Regions from separate parts of the Homo sapiens genome. Here region 2 is linked to region 1. Evidence: chromatin loops called from intact Hi-C (ENCODE). Cell type or tissue: endothelial cell of umbilical vein. All regions are shown on one strand. Each heading gives the region's core, and the rest is flanking DNA. Links, peaks and the distances in the headings are about the cores only.

What was found. Hi-C counts contacts between places; a loop is a spot of excess contacts. Peaks named below come from ENCODE experiments on the same cell type or tissue, not always from the same donor. Only the 100,000 strongest peaks of a DNase experiment are listed, where the experiment ranks them.
Region 2: it touches region 1 in a loop (7-fold over the local background); 10 of 110 quality-filtered maps call a loop at or near these places.

What each region holds. Positions count from the first base shown.
Region 1 is chr15:43,436,857-43,444,856 of GRCh38, forward strand. TP53BP1 (tumor protein p53 binding protein 1) reads right to left here. Exons shown (of 28, transcript NM_001141980.3): 15 at 4,670-4,727; 16 at 1,468-1,560. Among named protein-coding and RNA genes, the nearest start is that of TP53BP1, 52 kb to the right of the region's middle. RefSeq lists an enhancer at 5,158-5,761. In endothelial cell of umbilical vein, for the core only: a CTCF peak has its summit at 4,148 (motif pointing right); a DNase peak (open chromatin) is centred at 4,175; H3K27ac peaks cover 1,862 bases.
Region 2 is chr15:43,762,576-43,774,131 of GRCh38, forward strand. It overlaps PDIA3 (protein disulfide isomerase family A member 3), which reads left to right. Exons shown (of 13, transcript NM_005313.5): 5 at 502-631; 6 at 2,875-2,991; 7 at 3,312-3,437; 8 at 4,153-4,335; 9 at 5,914-6,022; 10 at 6,943-7,071; 11 at 7,675-7,754; 12 at 7,948-8,005; 13 at 8,530-10,703. The coding sequence ends at 8,643. It overlaps ELL3 (elongation factor for RNA polymerase II 3), which reads right to left. Exons shown (of 11, transcript NM_025165.3): 10 at 10,729-10,773; 11 at 10,045-10,651. The coding sequence ends at 10,541. Among named protein-coding and RNA genes, the nearest start is that of ELL3, 8.6 kb to the right of the region's middle. In endothelial cell of umbilical vein, for the core only: a CTCF peak has its summit at 7,225 (motif pointing left); a DNase peak (open chromatin) is centred at 7,206.

The DNA of each region.
Region 1 (8,000 bases), core at 1-8,000:
ATTATGGAGTAAAGAAATTATGGGGCTAAGCACAGTTGCTCATATCTGTAATTCTAGCACGTTGGGAAGATGAGGCAGGAGGATCACTTGAGCCCAGGCGTCTGAGACCAGCCTGGGCAACACAGTTGAAAAAAAAGTTGAAAAAAAAAAAAATTAGCCAGACACGGCAGCACATGCCTGTAGTCCTAGCCACTCAGGGGGTTCAGGCAGGAGGATTGCTTGAGCCTAGGAATTTGGGGCTGCCGTGAGCTATTACTGCACCACTGCACCTCAGCCTGGGTGACAGAGTGAGACCCTGTCTCTAAAAAGAAAAAGAAATTATGGAAAAATTAATTCCATTAAGTCTGAAAAACTTTAAATTTGGGATGTTAAACATCTCATATTTTGCTCTGTGGGAAACTAAGGAGAAATAAAAAGTCTGTTAAAAGTAAACATGATTCCCAAAATAAGAAAAACTAATCTAAGAAATGAGGAATTATATAAATTATTTTCACCGTAGGGCACGGTGGCTCACACTTGTATTCCTAACACTTCTGGACGCCAAGGTGGGAGGACTGCTTGATCCCAAGAGTTTGAAACCAGACTGGACAACACAGTGAGAAGCCATCTCTACAAAGAATAGAAAAATTAGCCGGTATGGTGGCGCATGCTTGTGGTCCTAGCTACTTGGGAGGCTGAAGCCCAAGAGGTAAAGGCTTCAGTGAGCCATGTTCACGCCACTTCACTCCAGCCTGGGTGACAGAGTGAGACCCTATCTCAAAATAAATTAATAAATACATTTATGAAGTCAGTCATTTCAAATTGATACAACTGGCAGATAAAGACAAAAATGTGTATCTATAAAATATTTAACAAAATTTCTCATGACAGCTCATCAATCTATCCAGAATACACTATAGTCCCTCAAGGTATAAAAAAATAAGGTAAGCTCAAGCTCACAAAACAGTAGCAGTACATCTTAGTCTGTTTTCTGCTGCTATAACAGAATTCCCACCAGACTGGGAAATTGATAAAGAAAAAGATTTACAGGATTTGGCTCATGGTTCTGAATGCTGAAATGTCCAAGGACATGGCACTAGCATCTAGACGGCCAGCTGGTAAGGGCCTTCTAGCTGCATCGTAACACGGTGGAAAGACATCACATGGTGAGGGTGCATTCAAGAAGGTGGAAAGGGGGCCAAACTGCCCCTTCAGCCTTTTATAATTAACCCATGCTCACGGCAACAGCCTTAATGCATACATATGGGCAGTGCCCCCACGACCTAATTACCTCTTTTTTGTGTATGTGTGGTCAACTTCTGTAGCTTTATACCAATACCACTAATTACCTCTCAACACTGTTGCACTGGGGGTTAAGTTTCCAACACATGCCACATTCAAACCACAGCACAGTACATATTAGGATTTGGGCACTAACCATTTTGTGAACCAATGGAGCCCAAAAGATTCTATAAAAATAATGCTTACCTGATGGGTGTGGTGGGGGGATCCTCACTTCGAGCCTCATTCTCTTGCCTGGCTTCACAGATACAGCTCAACACAGACATGGTCTTCTGGGGACTAAGACAATATATTAAAGCAATATATTGTTAACTTTGAAAAGAAAAGTACTTTTGGAGATTATCCTTTTATGCACAGAGGAAATAAAATGCTTTCTCTGCATATCAAACTCCAAACCACCTTACACCAAAATGCAAATTCTCCATACTTGTTTTGAATTAGCATAATTTAAAATTCTCAAGGAAGATTCACTGGAAATAAGGTGGACAGAGGACTGTATTAAATACCATAAAGATGCGATCAGCAAAATCCAGAATGTAGAAAACCATACAACAATCTGTACCTTCAACAAATAATTTGCAAGCAAGAGGCAAAAAAAAAAAAAAAAAAAAAAAAAAAAGACTGGAGGGGTACTCTGTATTTTAAAAGACTTAAAGAGATATAATCAAATGCAATATGCAGACCTTATTTAGATCTTGAGTCAAACTGTAAAACACCATTTATGAGACAATCAGAGAAATCTGAACATTGAATATTTCATGATATTAAGGAACCATTGTCAATTTTTTAAAGTATGATAATAGTAATACGGTTAAGTTTAAAATAAGAATCCTTATCTTTTGGAGACAGCACTGAAGTATTTCAGATAAAATTATATAATGCTGAAATTATCTTCAAAATAATTCAGTAGGGAGGGGGGTGCTGGAAATATAAATGAATCAAGACTGGCCATAAGAAATTTTTGGAACTGGGTGATGAATACATGGCAGTCCATTATACTACTCTCTCTACTTTCGTATATGCTTGAAACCTTCTGTAGTAAAATGATTGAGAAATAAGGTGACAGCAAGTAATTTGAACAGAGTACAGTTACAAACAACACTTAAAAGTTTCATGTACGCTGGGCACGGTGGCTTATACCTGTAATCCTACCACTTTGGGAGGCCAAGCCAGGTGGATCACTTGAGCTTCAGGAGTTAGAGACTAGCCTGGGCAACATGACGAAACCCCATCTCTACTAAAAACACAAAAATTAGCCCCTGGTGGCAGGTGCCTGTAGTCCCAGCACCCTGTGGGGTTGAGGCAGGAGGATCGCTTGAGCCTGGGAGGTCAAGGCTGCAGTGAACTGTGATTGCACCACTGCACTGCAGCCTGGTTGACAAAGTGAGACCCTGTCTCAAACAAACAAACAAAAAATCTCCACCTAAATGCAGATGAACCAAGGACCACTTCCAATATTGTGACAGAGCTTACTTTAGATGATTTGTTAGAGTGAACACAATAGCAAACAAGTCGAATTTTTTTAAATTTAGATTCTTATATAGAAAAATTTATTCACAACAATATCAAAAATTTCATCTCATTCTAGGATCCACCATTCCAACCCTCTGCTCAAAGTTTTTCCTTATTTTCTCCTCTCTACTTTCTACCCTAAGAGTTCTAGAAGCTTCAGCAACATACTCTGTTCCCTCTGAATATGCACAAGTACAGACTAATAACAACTTATTCCTGGCCAAAAATTCTGTTAAAGCCAAATGGACCAGATACACACTCCACTTTCTTCAGCTTCTAAGACTATATATCATTAAGGGATCTTCAAATGAAAAAGGACTCTACGGTACTTATGTTTCAGATTAAATATACTAATAGCCCAATGAGGAACTAATCTCTCTAAGACATAGCTAAGAACAGATCAAAAGACTTTGAAAAAGGTCAGAAACTCACAAGTGAGGTCACATTTAGTCCACAGGCCTCTTTTATTTGATATTTTATTTTTAAAAATCCAGATTTCTTTCTAAAAACAAAGATGTGGCAACAAGAAGTTTGCAGTTTCACATGACAACTACTGGCTGGAGTTGAGTGGGGCACACCCTTTCACATGGACCATACATTCAGTTTGCCATTGTCCTCAACACTCTGTCTTGCGGGCGGATCACGAGGTCAGGAGATCGAGACCATCCTGGCTAACACGGTGAAACCCCGTCTCCACTAAAAATACAAAAAAAAAATTAGCCAGGCGTGGTGGCTGGCACCTGTAGTCCCAGCTACTTGGGAGGCTGAGGCAGGAGAATGGTGTGGACCCGGGAGGCGGAGCTTGCAGTGAGCGGAGATCGTGCCACTGCACTCCAGCCTGGATGACAGAGTGAGACTCCGTCTCAAAAAAAAAAACAAAAAAAAAACACTCTGTCTTGTACCTAGCCACTTTAGTTATTAACAGTACCCGCCTAGCCTCTAATTTAAGAATTCTTGGTGGGGCATGGTAGCTCACATCTGTAATCCTAGCACTTTGGGAAGTCAAGGCAGGTGGATCACTTGAGCCCAGGAGTTCAAGGCCAGCCTGGGCAACATAGTAAAATCCTCATCTCTACAAAAAATACAAAAATTAGCCAGATGAGGTGGTACATGCCTGTAGCCCCAGCTACTCAGGTGGCTGAGGCAGGAGGATAGCTGGAGGTCAGGATGTTGAGGTCACAGTGAGCCATGATCTCACCACCGCACTCCAGCCTGGGCAACAGAGCAAGATTCTGTCTCAAAAAATAAAAAAGAAAATAAAAGAAGAATTCTTGCCTATGTTTCACCAACTGCTATTAGCGTTTTCAGGCTGGATGACTCATGCCTGAAACAATTGTATTCTCACAGCCACCAGATGGCAAAGCTTACCAACCAAAACCTCAGTATGGGGTCATACTCGTCCTCAAAGCATTACAACATCCATGACAAAGCAAAAATAACAGCTCAACATAGTAGTTAATTTGGCAGGCAGAAGAGAAAATGACCTGAGGCTGCAGCTGAGTATGCGATTGCAGAAGGAACAAGGTCTGTAGCTATCTCTTGTTAATCCTTCTTTTTCTCATCAATTGGATCAACAATCCTGAGATTGTGGAGACTCTTGTATCAGCAACAGAAAAAAGGGGGGAAAGGAACTCTCACATGAACAAAAGTAAAGACATTTCAATTATCTTAGTTCTAGGTGTAGAAAAAAGCTTCACTGAACTTAAAAAAGTATTAACTAAAAAGTCTATGATCCATTCAAAACATTGCTAAATCCTTTATGAAAGAGTCTCATTTTAACTTTCTCATTTTAACTTTTTTCCTTTGTTGATAAACCATCTACCCTCATCACCAGTAGCTGTGTATTAAACTCTAAATAGCATCCAGCTTTGGTTACCTGGCAACAGACTCAGCAACAGCAGTAGATCCATTTTTTCTTTCACCAGTTGCAGGCTCTGAATAAAAACAAAACCAAGGAGAGAAAGGAAAGAGAAACAGAATTTAGTTAGTATCACACCTAAACCTTCACTCTGCTCTACTAGTATTTGCAAAAAATAACAAAAAGAAATAAAAATAAGTAAAACTAGTAAGTATAAACATACAAACATTTCTTGTAATTTTATTTATTTATTTCTTTATTTTGAGACAGTCTCACTCTATCACCCAAGCTGGAGGGCAGTAGCGTGATCTCAGCTCACTGCAACCTCCGCCTCCTGGGTTCAAGCGATCTCCTGCCTCAACCTCCCGAGTAGCTGGGACTACAGGCATGCGCCACCACGTCCAGCTAATTTTTTGTATTTTTTAGGAAAGACAGGGTTTTGCCAAGTTTCCCAAGCTGGTCTCAAACTCCTGAAATCAAGTGATCTGCCAGATTTCTTGTTTTTTGTTTGTTTGTTTTGAGACAACAGTCTCGCTCTGTCACCCAGGCTGCAGTGCAGGCCAGATTTGTTTTAATTTTTTTTTTTTTTTTTTTTTGAGACAGAGTCTCACTCTGTCGCCCAGGCTGGAGTGCAGTGGCGCAATCTCGGCTCACTGCAAGCTCTGCCTCCCGGGTTCACGCCATTCTCCTGCCTCAGCCTCCCCAGCAGCTGAAACTACAGGTGCCCGCCACCACGCCCGGCTAATTTTTTTGTATTTTTAGTCGAGACGGGGTTTCACCGTGTTAGCCAGGATGGTCTCAATCTCCTGACCTCGTGATCCGCCCGCCTCGGTCTCCCAAAGTGCTGGGATTACAGGCAAGAGCCACTGTGCCCGGCTGGCTATTTCTTGTAATTTAATGGTACAAGTTTTTCTCACTTCCACCAATCAATTTTCTTTCAAACTTCCTATAAAAGACTAATAAGATTGGCAAGAAATACAATACAATGAGTAACTTTTTTTTTTTTTGGAGACAGAGTCTTACTCCGTTGCCCAGGCTAGAGTGCAGCGGCGTAATCTCGACTTGCTGCAACCTGTGTCTCCTGGGTTCAAGCGATTCTCATGCCTCACCCTCCTGAGTAGCTGGGATTACAGGTGTGCACCACCACACCCAGCTAATTTTTGTATTTTTAGTAGAGATGGGGTTTCACCATGTTGACCAGGCTGGTCTCAAACTTCCGACCTCAGGTGATTCACCCGCCTCAGGTTCCCAAAGTGTGCTGGGATTACACATACGAGCTACGACACCTAGCCCTTAGCAGTAATATTCTTTTTTTTTTTTTTTTTTTTTTTTTTTGGAGACAGAATCTCACTCTGTTGCTCAGGCTGGAGTGCAGTGGCATGATCTCAGCTCACTGCAACCTCCGCCTCTCGGGTTCAAGAGATTCTGCTGCCTTAGCCTCCCGAGTAGCTGGGATTACAGGTACCTGCCACCATGTCCGGCTAATTTTTATATTTTTAGTAGAGATGGGGTTTCACCATCTTGGCCAGGCTGGTCTCGAACTCCTGACCTCAGGTGATCCACCCACCTCAGCCTCCCAAAGTGCTGGGATTACAGGCATGAGCCACCACACCCGGCCAGCAGTAACATTCTTAAATGAAAATTAAACTTCTGAATCCAAATTCATCTCTGCCCATATAAGAAGTTAAAAAAGTATGTAATAATACAAAATTAAAAACCAAAAACTTTTTAAAATTTATATCATATTAAAAACAAATTAAAAATAAAAGAACTTAATAAAATAAGTAGAAAATATTTTAGGTTGATGAACTAATTTTAAATAGTTTTTAGAGCACCCACAAATAGAAGGTACCCAAGTTCTTCCCAAAGTGCTTTAGGACAGACACTTCAAAAACAAAGGGTGGCCAGGCACGGTGGCTCACTCATGTAATCCCAATACTTTGAGAGGCCAAGGCAGGAGGATCGCTTGAGCCCAGGAGTTCAACACCAGCCTGGCTAACATGGCGAAGCCCCATCTCTATAATAAATACAAAAATTAACCAGGCATGGGTGGTGGGCGTGCCTGTAGTCCCACCTACTCAGGGGGCTAAGATGGGAGGATCGCTTGAGCCTGGGAGATGGAGGCTGCAGTGAGCTGAGATCACCCCATTGCACTCCAGCCTGGGTGACAGGGAGAAGCCCTGTCTCAACAACAATAACAACAAAAAGAAACAAAAAGGACATTTTCAAGAACATGCAGCAACAGATTAAAGGTCGTACTGAAAAAAATCCCATATTCTCACAACAATGTCACTAATTTCAAGGGATTAAAATTTGTTCATTTACAATTTATACCAGCCTTAGAGAAAACAACCCTTAAATGGTTTTTAATTATTTCTAAAATATTCATGACCCAACATAATCTAAACAGTCCATCAGGGAGGCAGCTGAAATTCAGTTGGAGCCCTGGCTCTGAAATAGAAACCTGGCTCACACCCTGGCTATTGCACTTAATAGTCCAACCTAGGAGTAAACTACTTTGTCATTTTGAGTCTCAGTGTCCTCCTCTATAAGATAAAAACACAACAAACCTAAAAAGTTTGTTGTAAGGATGAAATGATGTAAGTAACACTGAATACAGTCCTTGATACTATGCTCCTGGTATTAGGAAAGGTAGTAAAATTTACTGATATAACCATCCTTAACACTTCGCTAGTTGTAATTTCAGATCCAAAGGTAAAGTAAGATTTAAGGCTATCACATACTCTCTCTCTTGACAAACCCTTTTTAAAATTTTTATTTTTGAGATGAGATGTCACTATGTTGCCCAGGCTGGTCTTGTACTTCTGGGTTTAAGCACACCTCCCACCTCAGCCTCTGGCATTGCTGGGATTATAGAAGCGCACCAACCACCATGCCTGGCAATAAGCCCTTATTTATTCCGGAAAAGATGATAGTAAGGATGGAACCATGTAATACTTTAACTCAGTCTACTGAGTTGCTAAGATTCAAATCAGTAAGTACCACAGCATCAAAGATTTGGAACCAGACTTCCTGGATTTGTATCCCGGCTACTCCATTTACTAGCTATGTTTAGGGAAGGCGCTCAACCTTCCTGTGCCTCAGTTTCCTCATCTGTAAAAGGAGGATAATAATAGGATCTAGTTCATCGGCTTCTTATGAGATTTAATGAGCTATACATGTGAAGTACCTGGTATACAGTAAGAGCTAAAAATGTATTAGCTAAAATTACTTTTCTCTGGTCTCAGGGAAGAAGAAGTCCTGCTTATCCAACCTATTCTGTGTAGTCTTCAATAGCTTCCCCTCCCAACTTCTTCAGGGCCTTAATTCATCAACTGTTTCCCCCAAT
Region 2 (11,556 bases), core at 3,557-11,556, 330 kb after region 1:
AAAGCCACTTTTTATCATCTAGATTTTACTGATTCTTTATATTTTACAAGGAGTTAGCATGTATTTATTAAACATTTATGTTTTAGTCACTTTTCTAAATGAGTAGTTCTGAAGACAAATATAGAGAAGGAAAAAAATTGGGTGAAGTGGTTTACAGTTTATTTTGACATGTCATCTTAATTTAATCCTTCTGATACCTGAAATAGTCCCTGAAACTCTTAAGCAATTTGCCCAAATTTGTTCAATTATGGGAAAGTAAAATGAAGACTTGAACACTGACAAATTTTCTCCCTTGGCTCTCTCAAGAAATGTTTCTGTAAAGGGTAGAGGGAAAATTCTCATCCTAAATATTGTGCCTGTCTGAGGTAGTCATGGCAAAGCAGACCCAGTCCTCAAAATAGAATGAAATGTTTATGGTTTATGGAATAGACGTTTATGGTTTGGAATGTCCATCTGTCAGCACTTATTGCTTCTTCCTTGTGTTTAATATTTTCTGTATAGGTTTTTTCGATGATTCATTCAGTGAGGCTCACTCCGAGTTCCTAAAAGCAGCCAGCAACTTGAGGGATAACTACCGATTTGCACATACGAATGTTGAGTCTCTGGTGAACGAGTATGATGATAATGGAGAGTAAGTGACTGAGTTGAATCTCCTGACCAAGTATTATTGTGTGAACTGGTGATACTGATTGACTGGGACAAGGTTTCACTCTGTCACCCAGGCTGGAGTGCAGTGGTGCAATCTCTGCTCACTGCAGCCTCCACCTCCCAGGTTCAAACGATTCTCGCGCCTCAACCTCCTGCATAGCTGGGAGTACAGGCACGCGCCACCACACCCTGCTAATTTTTGTATTTTTAGTAGAGACAGGGTTTCACCATGTTGCCCAGGCTGGTTTCAAATTCCTGGCCTCAAGTGTTCCACCCACCTCGGCCTCCCAAAGTGCTGAGATTACAGGCATGAGCCACCGCACCCAGCTGAATTGGTCATTTTTATACCTAATTTTTCCCAAGGGTTTATTGAGTACTTTCAAGGCATTATGCTACATGCCCAGAAACTATTGCTGCCTTCAAGGAACATCCCTCTATCTAGTAGAGGGAGATTGTATGCATGAACATATATAAAAATGAAAGTGTAAGTGTATGTAGAACTATATATGGAGTGGTTGGAAGTACAAAAGAGGGAGTGTTTTTTTCTTCTTATGGGGTAGGGGGGTAATATCAGAAATATTCATAGAGGGGGTGACTCTTGAAGGATCAGTTTTCTCTGGAAGGTTATGGCCTTTGAAATAAAAATTATTCCAGATAGAGCACCAGGAGTGAAGGCCTTGAGATGTAAGATAGCCTAGGCATGTTGGGGCCCATAGTACTGCTGGAGTATTGTTTGTGATTGAGATCATAATGAAAGATAAGATTGGAGTATTAAGCAGAGACCAAATTATAAATTTTAAGTGCCATACAAAAGAGCTTTGATTTTATCTTTTAGACATTTGAGAGCCATTAAAAGACTTTGGGCTGGGGAGTAATGCCTAGTGTTCCATTACTGGAATACTAAGCTTGTGGGAGTTATTTATATCCTCCTGCTCAAGGTCATTGCCAAGGTCTGATCTTTCACAAAAACAATTTGCAACCTCCCACGTAAATGGGTTAAATTTGTGAAGAAGTCACTGGCAGCCACATGATAATGATTTGAAGGGGGAGTGGTGCAAGGCATTCTAAGGATTCTAAGGAGAATTCTAAGGACTATAAGGAGAATCTAAACTGAGGATGACATGTGAGAGTCTAAACTCGGTCAACAGCATTAGTGGCAATGGATAGGAAGGGGTGAGTATAAAAAAATGTAAACAATAGTCACTAACTATGAGTGAAAAGAAGATTCAGAGCAAGTTTGAGTTTATTTTTTTATTTTTTTCAGACAGAGTCTCGCCCTTGTTGCCCAGGCTGGAGTGCAGTGGTGCGATCTCGGCTCACTACAACCTCCGCCTCCTGGGTTCAAGTGATTCTCCTGCCTCAGCCTCCTGAGTAGCTAGGATTACAGGTGTGCACCACCACACCTGGGTAGTTTATGTGTTTTTAGTAGAGACAGGGTTTCATCATATTAGCCAGTCTGGTCTCAAACTCCTGACCTGAGGTGATCTGTCTGCCTCGGGCTCCCAAAGTGTTGGGATTACAGGTGTGAGCCACCACACCCAGCCCGCTATTGTTTCTAAAGGTTTGAAAATCTACTCTAACCCCCTTTTGAGATAATGAAAAAGCTGAAGCCCAGAAGGATTAAATTGAGACCTGGTCCAACGTGTTTGGAATTAGTTGGGGAACTATGATTAGAACCACGTTCTCTTAATTTTCTAACCCAAAATTTAGTAAACCCTATACCCAATTATTGCACTTAAGATTAAGGTGGTTAGCATCTTAGTGTTAATGAGAAGGTCTTGTTGCTGAATCTGTGGTACTAGAAAAGAGTCCTTATGTGCTTAGATGTTGCTAGTTAAAAGTGGCAGCAAAAGTACATAGTCTGAGCTTTACATGAAACATGGGAGCTCCACCAGTAATCCCAGCATTTTTGGAGGCTGAGATGGGAGGATCGCTTGAGCCTGGGAGTTCAAGACCACCCTTGGTAACATGATGAGACCCCCATCTCTACAAAAATTTAAAAAATAAATTAGTTGTGCATGGTGGTGCACACCTGTGTTCTCAGCTATTTGGGCAGCTAAGGTAGGAGGATCACTTGAGCCTAGGAGTTCAAGGCTACAGTGAGCTATAATCACACCATTGCACTCCAGCCTGAGCAACAGAGCGAAACCCTATCTCAAAAAAAAAAAGATGGGAGACAGTTCTTCTGCTATCTGCCTACTGAGACTTTTCTTTTTTTTTTTTAAGGGGTATCATCTTATTTCGTCCTTCACATCTCACTAACAAGTTTGAGGACAAGACTGTGGCATATACAGAGCAAAAAATGACCAGTGGCAAAATTAAAAAGTTTATCCAGGAAAACATGTGAGTACTTCTTTGTATCTTGTCTGGGATTTATTTGCTTGATTTTAGTTTGTTTACCTCAGTTATTAAGCCGAGCTATATTTTGGCGTAAACAGTCTATTTGGGGGGATTGTAATAGTAATAGTTTGAGTTTATATTAAAGCAGTAATGTGTGGGTGTTAGAACTCCTGTTGTCATCCTGTAAGGTATATATTGCTCAGTACTTGTTCTAAATGTTTAAAATCTCTTTCCTTCATAAATGCTATCAATTATTTTGTGGCAACTTTATGATATAGCTAAAAACTTGGCAAGCCAGTTGATAATGGATTATTTCATTTCAGTTTTGGTATCTGCCCTCACATGACAGAAGACAATAAAGATTTGATACAGGGCAAGGACTTACTTATTGCTTACTATGATGTGGACTATGAAAAGAACGCTAAAGGTTCCAACTACTGGAGAAACAGGTAATAAGAATTATGTTTTTCCCTCATGAACAAGTTTACCCAATGTATAGACAGTCCCTTCTAACTATCTTGTTGGTTCCTTAAGAATCTGTAAAACAATAAATGGTTCCTTAAGAAGAGGTAAAAAAAAAAAAAAAAAAATTAAAGTAACTATCCTGTTACCATGTGTGGTATAAAAGCAGGAAAGAATGGGAACATTTGGCTTCCAAATTGTCTACAATTGACTTCAAATGGCTACATTTGAAGCCATAAGGACAAATAAACTGTTTTCACAATCTGTTGGGCATGTATTTCGTAGGTGTTTCTTTGCTTTGTGACACAGTGACTCCAAGTAGAAGGTGGAAATTTGATATAAAATGCACTTAAAACATTGTGCTTACTTGCACATTGAGCCTCTCAGTGCATTTTACCCTTACAAATTTTGTTTTCAGATCAGTTATTATGCCTATAATAGATTTCAGTTATATATTACAGCAAGATTTAGCAGGAATGCACCAGTTGATTGGGTATCACCAATTTGCCAGTGAAGTTCAGTAAGGCATTGAAGTATATCATAACCCTGTGTCAGTGCCCAAGAGCTCAGACTGTTCAGACTGATTCCAGAAGGCTAGAACTATAGAACTTAGTCTTTGCTTTCCAATCACTTGCTTCTTAGTTTCAAAAGTGCTTGACCACCCTGTATAGTCTTGGCACAAATGTCTCTTGTTTCCCACAGGGTAATGATGGTGGCAAAGAAATTCCTGGATGCTGGGCACAAACTCAACTTTGCTGTAGCTAGCCGCAAAACCTTTAGCCATGAACTTTCTGATTTTGGCTTGGAGAGCACTGCTGGAGAGATTCCTGTTGTTGCTATCAGAACTGCTAAAGGAGAGAAGTTTGTCATGCAGGAGGAGTTCTCGTGAGTTGCTAGTTGGGCTTTGATTCTCCAAGGCAATTATTAAAGCCTTTTATACTACAAAGGATTTCTAAAGAACAATAACCCTGGAATGTGAAGATAGGTCTTTTAATCAAGACCTATGACTGTCATTTTTCTCAATTTAAATATAGGTACTTTAGACCAGGCGTGGTGGCTCACGCCTGTAATCCCAGCACTTTGGGAGGCCAAGGCAGGTGGATCGCCTAAGGTCGGGAGTTCGAGACCAGCCTGACCAACATAGAGAAACCCCGTCTCTACTAAAAATGCAAAAAAATTAGCCAGGCACGGTGGTGCATGCCTGCAATCCCAGCTACTCAGGAGGCTGAGGCAGGAGAATCGCTTGAACCTGGGAGGCGGAGGTTGCGGTGAACCAGGATCGTGCCATTGCACTCTGGCCTGGGCAACAAGAGCGAAACTCTGTCTCAAAAAAAGAAATAAATAAAGAAAAATAAATACATATAGGTACTTTAAGGATTATGATCCTTAATGAATTCTGAAAACTAATGAAAGGATGGCAGGTTGGAATTCTTACATGATTCCACTTGGTCATTAGAAATAGCAGATAAAGGGTGAGCACAGTGGCTCACACCTGTAATCCCAGCACTTTGGGAGGCCGAGGCATGTGGATCACAGGAGTTAAAGACCAGCCTGGCCCACATAGTGAAACCCCGTCTCTACTAAAAATACAAAAATTAGCCGGGTGTGACGGTGCGCACCTGTAATTCCAGCTACTGGGGAGGCTGAGGCACCAGAATCACTTGAACCCGGGAGGAAGAGGTTGCAGTGAGCTGAGATCATGCCACTGTTCTCCAGCCTGGGTGACAGAGCAAGACTCTGTCTCAAAAAAAAAAAAAAAAAAAAAGAAAGAAATAGATAAGATTGGACAGCCTCCTTTGGGCCAGATGTGGTGGCTCACACCTATAATCCCAGCACTTTGGGAGGCTGAGGCAGGAAGATCACTTGATCACTTGAGCCCATGAGTTTGAGGCCAGCCTGGGCAACATAGCAAGACCCCGTCTCCAAAAAATTTAAAAATCTAAAAAAAGATTGAACAGTCTCCTTGATACTGACGTAATTTCAAACCAAACCATTCCCCCCCCTCATCCCTACAGAATGTATTTTCTTTTTGAAATAGCACATGGGTCTAAAGTGAACTCAGAATCGGGAAGATCTGAAGACCCCGGAAACAATTTTTACCCTCACTTTCTGAGATTTTGGGAGATTGAGACAAGAGAAAATCTTCCTTGTGAGCCAGTCAATAAAACAAAATACTGTAAATAGTGTGCTCCAGAGCAATAAGACCTTGTTTTCTTACAAAGATGAATCTCCAGAAGACCAATGATTCTCCTTTCTCTGAACTTTGTAATCCACAAAGAACACACTAGAAATAAAAGGAACGGTTTGTTTCTTCAGTCGGTAGTTCTGCATATTGAGAGATGAGAGTCCCCCTTTTTTAGCCTTGAAAAGCTAAAATACATAGTAACTATTCAAAGAAATTGCTGTAATTTTCTCAGCGGTGGGAATAGATTAACAAGCCTTACCCTTGTTTTCCAATTGTAGGCGTGATGGGAAGGCTCTGGAGAGGTTCCTGCAGGATTACTTTGATGGCAATCTGAAGAGATACCTGAAGTCTGAACCTATCCCAGAGAGCAATGATGGGCCTGTGAAGGTGAGGTGCTCACAGCCTCATCAAGCTATGAGCAATTGCCTGTCCTCATTTCTTTGTTCCAAAACTGTGGGGTCTAAATGAAGACTTCGTTGGCCATCTCTTTTTTTTTTTGTCCTTACTCCCGAGTCATAAAATAAGCATTGGCAGGCCAAGCGGTGGCTCATGCCTGTAATCCCAGCACTTTGGGAGGCAAAGGCGGGCACATCACAAGGTCAAGAGTTTGAGACCAGCCTGCCCAACATGGTGAAACCCCGTATCTACTAAAAACACAAAAAAATCAGCCGGGCATGGTGGCGGGCGCCTGTAAGCCCAGCTACTCGGGAGGCTGAGGCAGGAGAATCGCCTGAACCCAGGAAGCAGAGGTTGCAGTGAGTCAAGATTATGCCACTGCACTCCAGCCTGGGCGACAAGAGCGAAACTCCATCTCAAAAAAAAAAAAAGCATTGGCAGGGCTCATAATGCTTGGTAGGGGCAAGCGTGTAAAGCCTGCGTAGAATTTTCTGATGAAATTTATATTGGGCTAAGTTACTCTTGAGGATAGAGCAACCCCTAAGAACAGTGTGTTGCTTTGAATTTTTTATAGGGATGTGGTCTTACTCTGTTGCCTCAGCCTTCTGAGTAGCTTGGACTGCAGGCATGTGCCACCAAGCTTGGCTTGAAATTATTTTAAGGAATGGTTGGGTAGCACTTCTATGTCCTGTAACTTCCTGAACATAGTTTGACAGGTGACAGACATAGGAACGAGTTGGTATCTAGTGAATGACAACATCTTTAATACAATCTGTAAATGTGATTTGGGTTTCCATGACTTATTTTCTGTGGTAACACATCAAATTAGAGAGGGATTGGGTCTAGGAACAAATACAGTTGTGAATTTATTTTTTTATGTTACCAACTAGAGATTCTTCTGTGTTTTCCAGGTAGTGGTAGCAGAGAATTTTGATGAAATAGTGAATAATGAAAATAAAGATGTGCTGATTGAATTTTATGCCCCTTGGTGTGGTCACTGTAAGAACCTGGAGCCCAAGTATAAAGAACTTGGCGAGAAGGTAAGTGTGAACCCTATTCTGAGGATAACATTTGAGCGGGAGCAGTAAGTTTATGTATGTATTCAGCATTGGCTAATTTGGTTGGTTCCTAAGTACTGATAGATTTTTTTCCCAATTACTTGCTGTTTACTCACTTTCTCGTGACTGCCCCCTAGTGCTCCAGCCTGTGCAGTGCCTGAGATACCCACTTTTAACATTCCATTCCTCAGGCTCAATCTAGATAATGGTTAAAAATATCTAAGGACTTCTGAATTTTGGTAATGGCTTACATGAATCCATATGGTCCTTCATCTTAAAACATTTGGCTTAGCCCCTGTAATGTCTTATTCAGACCAGGTAAATTTGAAGGTGGCAATATGTAGAGTCTTAATACAAGAGAAAAAAGGGAAGCTTGTGGAAAGTGAGGTACTACCATCTGCAAACCACTCTTCCCACATGAACAGCAGTTTATCTGCTGGAATTACAGGTGCGCACCACCACACCCGGCTAATTTTTGTATTTTTAGTGTTTGAAGAATGAGATTGTTTTAAGTCTTCAATTGACTAAGTGTCCCTCTGTCACTGAAAACTTGAAATGTAAACATTTAACCTGTTTTATTAACAGCTCAGCAAAGACCCAAATATCGTCATAGCCAAGATGGATGCCACAGCCAATGATGTGCCTTCTCCATATGAAGTCAGAGGGTAAGTGGCTTAAAACTTAACAAAAGTGTCTAGGCAATAGATAGGAATAAAGCTTGTAACCACCAGGAAATCATTACTAGACATAGTTTTCATATTCAGTTGAAGGCAGAACCACTGATTCCTTCTTGGCTTAAGAGTTCTGCAGTATGGGCCCACATAACTGCTTGAAATTAATAAATGTTTCTTTCCCCAGTTTTCCTACCATATACTTCTCTCCAGCCAACAAGAAGCTAAATCCAAAGAAATATGAAGTAAGTGAATTGTCCCATATCCCCACAAATATATACACAGACGTAAACACACAACCTTAAACATAGTTCTTTAATTGGGTTTATTTATTTATTTAATTATTTTTTGAGACGGAGTTTCGCTCTTGTTGCCTGGGCTGGAGTGCAATGGCGTGATCTCGGCTCACCGTTCAAGCGATTCTCCTGCCTCAGCCTCCCGAGTAGCTGGGATTACAGGCATGCGCCACCACCCCGGCTAATTTTGTATTTTTAGTAGAGATGGGGTTTCTCCATGTTGGTTGGGCTGGTCTTGAACTCCTAACCTCAGGTGATCAGCCTGCCTTGGCCTCCCAAAGTGCTGGGATTACAGGCGTGAGCCACCGTGCTAGGCTAATTGGGTTTATTTAACTAAAATCTCTTTAAACTCTCATGGGCAGTATATGTGGCTGCTAATATGCTTTTACAAACTCAGAAGTCTTCCTGTTTGGGTGGGGCAGATCAGGGTTCTTTAAAAAGTTACACTTTTAAGCTGATCTTTCTGTTTTCAGGGTGGCCGTGAATTAAGTGATTTTATTAGCTATCTACAAAGAGAAGCTACAAACCCCCCTGTAATTCAAGAAGAAAAACCCAAGAAGAAGAAGAAGGCACAGGAGGATCTCTAAAGCAGTAGCCAAACACCACTTTGTAAAAGGACTCTTCCATCAGAGATGGGAAAACCATTGGGGAGGACTAGGACCCATATGGGAATTATTACCTCTCAGGGCCGAGAGGACAGAATGGATATAATCTGAATCCTGTTAAATTTTCTCTAAACTGTTTCTTAGCTGCACTGTTTATGGAAATACCAGGACCAGTTTATGTTTGTGGTTTTGGGAAAAATTATTTGTGTTGGGGGAAATGTTGTGGGGGTGGGGTTGAGTTGGGGGTATTTTCTAATTTTTTTTGTACATTTGGAACAGTGACAATAAATGAGACCCCTTTAAACTGTCTTATTTTCCACCAGATTGAGAACCAGATGTTCTCTACACACTATCACTGTTCAATAGAGCTTTCTTCAGTGATGGAAATGCTCTGTAATCTACACTGTTCAGTACAGGTAGCTACGGAGCATCTGAAATATGGCTAGAAACTACATTTTTGTTTTGATTAATTTAAATAGCCATACAGTTGCTACCATACTGGTCACGGCAGCTGTAGACTGACTGGGTCCATAGTTCATCACCTCAAAATTCTTTCAAAATTTATTATCTCTTTCTCTCCTTACATGTTTATTTCCCAGGCCTACCCTGGTGATTAGAACAGCTGAAGGGCCTTTCTTGTTAGGCTGTCCATGCCCTAAGGATGGGTTCCTGTTTATCCTTGCCACGCAGCTGAGCTTACTGCATGTTTATATCTCCCAAGGACTGTTCTCTGCTCAGAAATGCCCTGTCAAGGGTGTGGCATCACGCAGTTTCATCCAAGTTGTTTCAGGAATTGCTGACACTGCTGGGTGCAGTTCTATCCCCTAAAGCCTAGGGTGTGGCCCTTTAACTTCCCCTTCAGTAGAACTGGGAAAGGCAGTACCATTCCTAGTTATGAGTGAAGCATCCACTTTCTTTTGTAACAATGAGGAACAGAAAGGATAAGACTGAAGAGTGATCTTTTGTCCAACTAAACCATTTATCTCCTTTTGTAGGTAAATTCAAATCCTGCCCAGTTATAGTTTTCAGTCACTGGAGAATTCCAGGTAGGAGCCCTACTTTAGGTGATCCTAGGAACTCCTATGTTCAGAAAAGAATTTTCTTCCTACTATATAATTACAGTATTTAGCTGTCAATTTTAAGATGAATTTGGTAGAGCCTTATAGTAAAGTATGTATCTTGGTCACACACAAAGCTTGGAAAAAGTAAAAGATGTCTAAACCATAATCTTGTAACTCATAACATCTGGGCTGGGGCCCGGGGATCTAATTGTTTAGAGAGCCCCAAAAGTGGCTCAGATGTAAAGCCAGGGTTAAGAACCATCTGCCTTGGAAGATTTAAGGGAAACATATAAACTTGTACAAAGGACACAGAAGCAGTCAGTTTTAATTTTTTAGCCATGTTGGTAAAAGTTCATTTTCAGTACATGGGTAACACCCAGGCCCTTTCCCATTATATCCAGGTATGCTACAAGTTCTTTTAACTCTTATCAGAAGTTATTATTACTGTTTCCTTAGAGAGGCTACCAGGCTAAAATTCACTTAGTTTGGTTTGTCTAATGTCCTCATTATTTTATCCTGAAGATGATGTCATTTCTCAGGACTTGAAAATGACTTGGCTGAACTAAAGGTAAAAAAGCCAAGCCTCTGTCACTTTTCCTAGACTCCTAGGCACAGCTATGGAGTCTTTGCACAGTGCCCATACCCTAAAAATTAATAATGAAAACCAAACCTCAAGAACCTAGAGCAGCTCTCTACTTGCCACCATGGACTCCAGTGGTCAGCATAAGAAAAGCAGATAGTTGCATTCTATTTAGTTTATAGCTGCTTTGTTCCTTTGTGTTTCACTAAGCAGAGGCTCAAAAATTCCCTTGATAACTTCAGCTGCCCCTGTTCTTTTCCTCAAACTCCAGGATGAGACCTTTAATGTGGGACAATTTCTGGTGAAGGTACTCACAGCGACGCTTTTCTTCTCTGTAACTTGGGTACTGCTGCAGAGAAAAAGCATCCATGTCAAAAAGTAAAAATTCTCATTCTACCTTGCTTCCGTTCCCAGACCTTGTCTTACCTTCCTGAACTTTTTATATTCCTGGATTATCTTGTCTTCCAGGACCTGAAACAGAAATTACTAGCACTGAGTTCAACATTAAGAAATGAGAGAGGGGCGGCCAGGCATGGTGGCTCACGCCTGTAATCCCAGCACTTTGGGCGGCTGAGGCAGGCAGATAACGAGGTCAGGAGATCTTGACCATCCTGGCTAACACAGTGAAACCCGTCTCTACTAAAAAAATACAAAAAAATTAGCTGGGCGTGGTGGCAGGCGCTTGTAGTCTCAGCTGCTCGGGAGGCTGCGGCAGGAGAATGGGGCAGGAGAATGGCGTGAACCCGGGAGGCGGAGCTTGCAGTGAGCCAAGATCACGCTACTGCACTCCAGCCTGGGCAACCAAGTGAGACTGTCTCAAAAAGAAAAAAAAAAGAGAGAGGGGCCAGGCGCAGTGGCTCACACCTGTAATCCCAGCGCTTTGGGAGACTGAGGTGGGTGGATCACTTGAAGTCAGGAGTTCAAGACCAGCCTGGCCAACATGGTAAAACCCTGTCTCTACTAAAAATACAAAAAGTGGCTGGGCATGGTGGCACATACCTATAATCCCAGCTATTCGGAAAGCTGAGGCATGAGAATCGCTTTAGCCTAAGAGGTGGAGGTTGCAGCGAGCCAAGATTGCGCCACTGCACTCCAGCTTGAGAGACGGAGCTAGACTGTCCCCCCAAAAAAAGAAGGGAAGTAACTTCCCTTCTCATTCTACCAAATGATACAGACTAATTTTTCCCTTCAAACAGGTTTCCTTGTCACTTTGCTTAGTCACTTTATAAACACAGGTGTATGGATGGTTAGCAG